Linked DNA regions of Homo sapiens: region 1 is linked to region 2. Evidence: read pairs that join two places in POLR2A ChIA-PET (ENCODE). Cell type or tissue: MCF 10A. All regions are shown on one strand. Links, peaks and the distances in the headings refer to the core of each region. The heading gives the core; the rest is flanking DNA.

The links. ChIA-PET counts read pairs that join two places held together with the same protein. Peaks named below come from ENCODE experiments on the same cell type or tissue, not always from the same donor. Only the 100,000 strongest peaks of a DNase experiment are listed, where the experiment ranks them.
Region 1: POLR2A ChIA-PET joins it to region 2 with 9 read pairs; 2 of 35 experiments call an interaction of 5 or more read pairs at or near these places.

What each region holds. Positions count from the first base shown.
Region 1 is chr13:73,366,395-73,370,792 of GRCh38, forward strand. No RefSeq gene overlaps it. Among named protein-coding and RNA genes, the nearest start is that of LINC00392, 200 kb to the right of the region's middle. In MCF 10A, for the core only: no CTCF peak of the experiment used is centred there; a DNase peak (open chromatin) is centred at 2,427.
Region 2 is chr13:73,260,083-73,264,480 of GRCh38, forward strand. No RefSeq gene overlaps it. Among named protein-coding and RNA genes, the nearest start is that of KLF5, 200 kb to the left of the region's middle. In MCF 10A, for the core only: no CTCF peak of the experiment used is centred there; a DNase peak (open chromatin) is centred at 1,929.

The sequences.
Region 1 (4,398 bases), core at 231-4,230, 110 kb after region 2:
TAGCATTTATTTAACTAGGGTTTCCTGTTATAATGTTTCCAGTGTAATGATGCATGCACGCAAGAACTTAGTATACTGTGAATAATTATTTGTTGAATGAATAAATAAGCAATTAGCCAATGGCAAAGTGTTCTCTTTGATTTCAGGGACAAGGGGAGCCTTTCAAGCACATTCACCTATTGTTCCTTGGAGACCAGTGACATTGATAGGGAAAATACTCATGGACCGACCCCTGGAGGCTCCTGTGCCTCAGCAGTAGGGCTGGAAAAGTGTCCTCAAGGCCGGCGAGGTGGCTCAGGCCTGTAATCTCAGCACTTTGGGAGGCCGAGGAGGGTGGATCACCTGAGGTCAGGAGTTTGAGACCAGCCTGGCCAACATGGTGAAACCTCGTCTCTACTAAAAATACAAAAATTAGTCAGGTGTGGTGGTGGGCACCTGTAATCCTAGCTACTTGGGAGGCTGAGGCACAAGAATCACTTGAACCCGGGAGGCGGAGGTTGCAGTGAGCCGAGATCACACCACTGCACTCTAGCCTGGGCGAAAGAGTAAGACTTTTTCTCAAAAAAAAAAAAGTGTCCCCCCATTTTCCTGCATGCTATTAGGGAACTAATCTCAGTTTCTCTGGGAATGGAAGGTTAAGGGTTGTAACTGGGTAATCTTTCTGAGATTCTCAACCTCCTGTCTTAGTCCATGGGTGACATCCAGGGAAACTCAACAATTCCACACTGGAAAGGAGTCTCCAGTTCCAACACTTTCCTCCCCAAAACACTCACTAATCACCTGGAAGTCTGATTTCAGAGTTAGAGAATTTGGCGTAGTTTTGAAATACTATGTGTAGCAATAATGATTTCATATCAGTTTTTCATAGCCTATGTGATCAGAATGACCTGAGTCAGAACCATTCACCAGCCGGGTAGCCTTCACATCACAGGAGTGGAGCGCTTAAGATTTTTCTCACCTTCTTTATTTGTAAAAGTCACAAAGACTAAAGTTAATCCTGTTGCAAAGCCGTGGTTCAATTCATCCATGATAGACCCTGATAGGTTTGCCTGGATTTCAGCTATGTCTAATTAAGCCACGGCAATTTGCAGTAAGAGAGAACAAGATGTGATTGATGGCGTTTACTGTGGATCTGTGGAGTAAGCAGTAAACTCTTCTTTCTAGGTGCATTTGGTTACTTCAGGTCAAAGAGATTTGCATGAGAAAGTTTTGCACCTGGCAATATAAATTGCATGCTTAATAACTGCATGTGTGGCAAAGGAAATTTTATTAAGGCCTCGGGGCAGATTGGACTTACAGACTGTACATGCTAACACCAGGAAGGGGCAAGCACAGGGGCTAGTTGCAAAGGATTACAATCTGAGTCTAGGTCTGATGTAGACTCCAATTCTGAGCAACACTTTTGATGGTTTGTACCAGGAGTCAGGGCTGGGAAATGCCTCTGAGCTAAACGAGCAGAAGCAGAAATTTGGTACTTGTCTTTATATATGTATATACATACATGTGTGTGTGCGTGTGTGTATATATATATATATGAAATTGTCAAGTTTTGTGGGAGAAGATTAAGTTTAAGAAGTCTAAGAACAGTTTGAATAAGTTACACTCTAGAACTCTGGGGAGATGAAAGGTGAGTGATTAAGGTGGTTTCGATCTACACCATAGTAAGTGTTCAGCACTCTCTTTGGCACAGATCAGTTTGCCAGAATTGTTACACCCTTCCCAGAAGCTTGGGGCTGAAAGATTAAGGACGGTACAGGTCAAAGGTTAGTTATGTTAATATATTTATTTGCGAAAATATACAAAAGCCCTGATTAACCTTGGCTTTTGAAGTCTGAGCTGTCAGTCCTTCACGTTCATGATCAGTTTTCATCTGAAAATGTTTTCAAACAGTCTAGTATCAAAACAGAATCTATGTACCTCAGGTAAAAACATGTTGAACTGCATGGTACCTGTAATACTATGTACACTGGCAGCTTCGTTTGGTAGATACCTATCATGTAAGCTACTCTTTTGCTCCTATAAATTTAGTTACTATTTTAGGAGAGAAGGTAATTTATTAAAACAGACAACAAAAAAAGACGGGGTGAAGGGAACATTCTTTATTATTTAAAAAAAAAATCCTTTTTAGAAATTAAGCTTTCAGCTCCTTAATCTGTTAGGGGAGTACTTACTCAAAAACAAAAGAAAACAAAATGAAAACAAAAACTCTAGGTTCTTTCAGTCTTAGAGGGGTTTAGCAACAAACCATTATTGTTTGCAGACTGATTTTTCTGTGAGAAGGCAAGCTGCCTTAATGACAGCTTATGCAATAACAATCCCTGATATAGTATTTACCTGGATGTAGCAACAACTGTGCTGTAAGCCAAGAAGAAGGAGGAAAAAAAGTCAGTATCTTGTGCGTGAGAAGCTTGTAGATACCCTGAGGTGACTTCATATAATTCTAAAATAGCAGGTAGCTTCTTGCATAGCTAATCAAGGTATCAGCGCCCGGAGCAAATGGAGGTGGCTGACAGCGTGCTTTGGTTTCAGATGCATTCAGCTCTTTTTGAGTGATATGAGCTTAATTCATGTTCTAGTTTCCATACGAAAAGTTTATGCATTCTGATTTGGCAAATATCCTGTCCTATAACCTGACAGCTCTGTGCTTTGATAAAGCTGTTGACCTCAATGTCTTACTTGTACTTATTCATTATATGTGGTGGGAAAGTTAGTATAGTTTAAAAAAGGGAACAGCCTTTTTTTTTATAAAGCATTTGAATTATATACCCCAACCCTCCACTTTTATTCATTGCTTAGCAAAGGAGGATACAGGTGACTCACCTGAAAAACTTGAAATATACTCTGTAGTAAAGTGGAAAGAGCTTAAAGAGAAGGAAGTCTTAAAATTAATTAAAAAAAAGACAGAGAGAAAGGAGTCATCCTGACTTTGTAAGGTGCGTGGGTCATTTCGGGAGAGAGCAGTTCCTGGGTCAGAGTGAAGGTCACAGAGTGACAGCCTCTGATAAGTTTAATTGCTAGTGTCTTGAGGTTTTCTAAAGAAAGCCTAACATTAGCAGGTAGCTTTGGTTTGTCATTGTGTCTATCCAATATCTGGGCTCTCCAACGTGGTGAAACCCCATCTCTACAAAAAATAAAATAAAATAAAATAAAAACAAGTTAGCCAGGCATGGTAGTGCACGCCTGTAGTCCCAGCTACTCAGGAGGCTGATGTGGGAGGATTGCCTGAGCCTGGAAGGTTGAGGCTGCAGTGAACCATGATCATGCCACTGTACTCCAGCCTGGGTGACAGAGTGAGACCCAATCTCAGAAAAAAAAAAAAAAATCTGGTTTCCATTTCTGAGTCCCTCTGGATTAGTGCATAGGGGAAACAGTTTTTCTTAGGGACCATTGGCCACTAGTAAGGCAATAACTAGCCCCGAGGTGGACCTGCCTTACAAAAAGGAGGGCTCTGAATCACATTTATTGCTTTGGCACACAGGAAGCTACAAGTGAAAATGCCATGTGCAAAGAGCCCATAATTTTACTCTAATAGATATTTAGCAGCTTAAATGAAATAACAAGGAATACATTCACCCAGGCGCCATCCAGGAGGATTTGGTGGGTATTTTACATTCCACTCTTTGAAAAGAAAAACATAATTTTTGATACTTTCCCAAGATATATGAATATTTCAGCATGCAAAGCAATAATACATAGCATACGTTTCAAGTTGAACCAAATTCTGTTTGGCCAAAAGGATTTATTGCTGTCACTATAATGCAAGCCAGTCAATCAAGTTGAATTTTTCTTCCAAATCAGTTGATTAGAGCTCAGTCAGGCAGCTACTTGCTTTCCTGTTTGTTCACATGCTGCTGATTTTCTTGTGCTTAGCTAAGAGGCATGGAATCAACAAATATGAATGCTATAACTTGCCACTCTGCGCGTGTTTCTCCTTAATCCCTGGACCCCAGCTCTCTCATGGATGGTTTGAATTCCTATAGTTTTTCTTTCTAGCCACTCAAAATTCAGTGGGTCTAAGTAGAGTTTATTATCCTTTTCCCTCATCCAATCTCATACTCCTTCAAGTTGCAGTCCTTAGAGCCTTCTTTGGATTTTTTTTTTTTTTTTTTTTTGAGACAGAGTCTCACTCTGTCACCCAGGCTGAAGTGCAGTGGCATGATCTTGGCTCACTGCAACCTTCACCTGCCGGGTTCAAGAAATTCTCCTGCCTCAGCCACCCCCGACCCCTGAGTAGCTGGGATTACAGGTGTGCACCACCATGACCAGCTAATTTTTGTATTTTTAGTAGAGATGGGATTTCACCATGTTGGTTAGGCTGGTCTCAAACTCCTGACCTCAGGTAATCCACCCCCGTTGGCCTCCCAAAGTGCTGGGATTACAGGAGTGACTTCTGATCAT
Region 2 (4,398 bases), core at 276-4,275:
GTTTTCTGGAAATCTTCCAAATAGGGACTCTAACCTTAGCATGAATGTTTTTTGTTTTTTGTTTTTAAAGGCATCTGAGATTTTGCCAATAATTCTTGGACATAGCCCTTCATGCCACCCATCATATGCAGAGGCCAGGGGGAAGCTTTCCCCCTTTTCTGCTCTGAATCCATGGCACTCAGTGAAAATAAAGGGATTTTTGACAAGGGAATTACATTCTCCCATTTGACAGTGAAATCGTGTTTCTTTACTTAAAAGGAACTTTGCCTCTGAGGTCTAATTTTCAAACAGTTTTGGAATGAGATGTTTAGGACTATTAAAAATGCATCTTTATTTTTGATTTCTCATTTTGTTTGGGCTCCAGAGGTTCCTAGTTTGCTTATTATGATTAGCTTTCATGAGTGTCAGTATTTTATTTTGGTGTGAAGATGGGAAGCTGGAAAACACACTGGATTTAAAATTTTCTTGTTTCCCCTTCATGTTGTGGAAATTCTCTTCCCTTCAGAGCTAATTTGTTCAAACTCAAATACTTAAAAATCACAGCAGCCAAACAAAAGGACATGGCGAAAAGAAAAGAAGGTAGCCTGGGCCAGTAGTGTCACTCGGTGTGGACTTCTGAGGTGTTGAACAGGAACTTCTGTTTCTGTTTTCCTCTTTTCTCTCCTCCTTTCTCTTCAGAGAGGGGATCTGAAGTAGCTGGTGTGACCAGTTTCATGAAGCCTGCTTCAATAGCTGGCCTGAAGTAGTTTCTTAGAATTTCCTTCTGAAAAATGATGGTAAAGGGTGAAGAACTGTTGGTATTTTGATGAGACCAGGTTCTTTATGAAAGAAAAGGGAATGAGGGTTCAACATTGAACTAAAATGTATTGAGCCCTCCCTCTGGGTCAGGCACTAGTATTGGAAGCTGGGAGTGGCATCGGCATCTCACTACTTGTCCTATAACTCCAGGTCTCCTAGGGAGAAGAGGCAGTGAGCATGCTGGGGGTATGTGTCTGGATCGCAATAGGCCACTCAGGGGCAGTCATGTTGGGTTACTGAAGGGCAGGTTATTCAACTCTGCATATTCTGGGAGTTTTAATTGTATAGACCTGTTCTCCAGAATGGCATCACTAGCCCCATGTGGCTGTTGAGCATTTGAAATGTCGCTGGTCCGAACTGAAATGTGCTGTGAGTGTAAAATACGTATCCTGATGTCTAAGACTTAGTATACATAAAGGAAGTAAAATAGCTTGATATTTTCCGTTAATTACATGTTGAACGATAATATTTTGGATATTTTGGATGTAATATAATAAACTACTAAACTTCACCTGTTTCTTGTACTTCTTAAAATGGGGCTACTAGATAATGTAAAACTACACAGGCAGGATTGTCTTTAGCTCAAGAGGTTGCTTCCTCACCCAGGACCTCACATCTGCAAAGTTACATATATGGCTTACATTATATTTCTACCGGATGGCACTGGTCTTGGGCATGGCATTGGAAAGAAATGGGGACAATTCTCCTCATTAGATTTTCTCTTTCACTCTATTTCTTGTAAGTGCTAGAACTGTGAATTTTGGCAATGATATGTTGCTTTGAACGATGCACATGGCCTTCTCCATGTGCTTCTTGTTTTTCTAACAAGATTATAAGTATCTTGAGTTCCTTTAAGTCGTAGAGTCAACAAACCCACAACGAGTGATAATTGTTGTGTCAGGTATGGTGCTGGGTTCTGGGATTGCAAAATTGAGTAAGACCTGGCCGTTGCCCTAGGAACTGCTATCTAGAGATAAGGCAGGTAAGTATGCAGCTGCCAGAATTAAATGCAAGCCTGGGGGCTCCGGCCTTCTCATCATGGGAAGAGGAATCCAGAAGGATGGGGTCTGAGTCACCTATTTCTATAATATCCCCAGCTCTACTAAATCATTTTTATACGTAAGTTGTTTTTATCACACAAGTACAGTCATGCATGGCTGAACAATGGGGACATGTTCTGAGAAATGCATTGTCAGGCAATTTCATCATCCTGTGCACATCATAGAATGTGCTCACACAAGCCTAGATAGTGTGGCCTACTTCACACTCATGCTCTATGGCACAGCCTATTGCTCCTAGGCTATAAAACTGTATAGCATGTTACTGTACTGAATTTGGTAGGCAACTATAACATAATGGTAAGTAGTTGTGTATCTAACATATCTAAACATAGAAAAAGTACAGTAAAAACATAGTATAAAAGATAATAAATGGCAGATGTATTAGTCCGTTCTTGCATTGCTAGAAAGAACTACATGAGCCTGGGTAATTTATAAAGAAAAGAGGTTTAACTGGCTCACGGTTCCACATGTGTTCAGGAAGCATGGCTGGAGAGGACTCGGGAGACTTACAATCATGGCGGAAAGCAAAGGGGAAGCAGACATGACCTACATGCTGGAGCAGGAGGAAGAGAGAGAGCAAGGCAGGAGGTGCCACACACTTTCGAACAACCAGATCTCGTGAGAACTCGCTCACTATCATGAGAACAGCAAGGGGGAAATCTGCCCCCATGATCCATTCGTCTCCCACTATGCCCCACGTCCAACACTGGGGATTAAAATGTGACATGAGATTTAGGTGGGGACACAAATCCAAACCATATCAGTACACCTGTATACGGCATTTCTGGGTGAATCAGTGAATGAGTGGTGAGTGAATGTAAAGGCCTAGGATATTACTGTAAACTACTGTGGACTTTATTTTTATTTGTTAGTTTATTTTTGAGACTTTATAGCCTAGGTTGGAGTGCAGTGACACGATCATAGCTGACTGCAGCCTCAAACTCTGGGCTCAAGTGATCCCACCCCTCAGCCTCCAAGTAGTTAGGAATATAGGCATGTGCCACCACGTCTGGCTAATTTTTAAATTTTTTGTAGAGACAAGTCTTGCTATGTTGCCCAGGTTGGTCTGAAACTCCTGGCCTCAAGTGTCCTCCCACCTTGGCTTTCCAAAGTGCTAAGATTACAGGTGTGAGTCACTGTGACTGGCCCTACTGTGGACTTTATAAACACTATGAACTTAGGCTACATTAAATTTGTAGCAAATATTTTTTCTTCAATAATACATTAAATGTTGCTCACTGTAACTTTTTTACTTTATAAACTTTATTTTTTTAACTTTTTGACTTTTTTGTAAGCGCAGCTTAAAACATAAACAGATTGTCAAACTATGAAAATTTTTTTCTTTATATCCTTATTCTATAAGTATTTTCCTATTTTTAAAGCTTTTTATCTATTTTCTGCCCATTTTTGTTGTTGTTGTTGTTGTTGTTGTTAAAAGCTAAGACAAACACACGCATCAGCCTAGGCTGACGTCACGATTGATGATGTCAGGATCATTAATACCACTGTCTTCCACTTCCACATCTTGCCTCTAAAAACTGGAAGGTTTCAGGGGCAATAACATGCATGAGGCTGTCATCTCTTATGATGACAATGTCTTCTTCTGGAATACCTCCTGAAGGGCCTGCCCAAGGCTATTTTATAGGTAACTATTTTTTTTTATAAATAGGAGGAACACACTCTAAAATAATGATAAGAAGTATGGTATAGTGAATACATAAACCGATAACATAGTCCTTTGTTATCACTATGAAGTATTATATGCTGTACATAATTGCCTGTGCTATTCTTTTATATGACTGGCAGCACAGTAGGCTTGTTCACATCAGCATCATCACAAACATGTGAGTAATGTGTTGTACCACGATGTTAAGATGGCTACATCACTGGGTGGTAGAACTTTTTCAGCTCCATTTTAATCTTGTGGAAACACCATCGTATATGTGTTTCTTGGTGATTGTATCGTCATTATGCAGCACTTGACTGTAAAAGATAATCATTGTAAAAAAAAAAAGAAAATACAGATAAAGCAGAAAACACAGACCTCACAGTTGGCATGGTTAGCATTTGAATATAATCCTTTCCAGTAATAAGTTTGTCAAGTGTCAGAGCTGAAACTCAGATTAGGCATAGCAGAAAAGAGAATCTGTGGCTTTTCAAAGGCTGGATCTAGAAAATCAAACAATGATCAGCTCTCTTTCTCTCTCTCTCCATCTTTTATCTGTGCTTTCATCTGTTCTGGCTTCATTCCCAGACTGACTTTCTGCTCATTCTGGAAAGATGGACCCTGACAGTTCAGGCTTATGTGATCCTTTGTGCCTAAAATCTTAGTAGAGAAGACAGAGAGAGACAGGGAGAGACAGAAACGGAGCGAGAACCACTGGCTCCATTATTGTGTTCAAAAGGGTTAATCTACTTGGTCCACCCAACAAAATCCATGGATTAAGAAAGGGAAAGACTGGTTTCCCATAGACAGAAGCAGAAAAGAAGATATATCTGTTCACCTGCCCACCTACTTACTAACCTGCTTATTTATCTG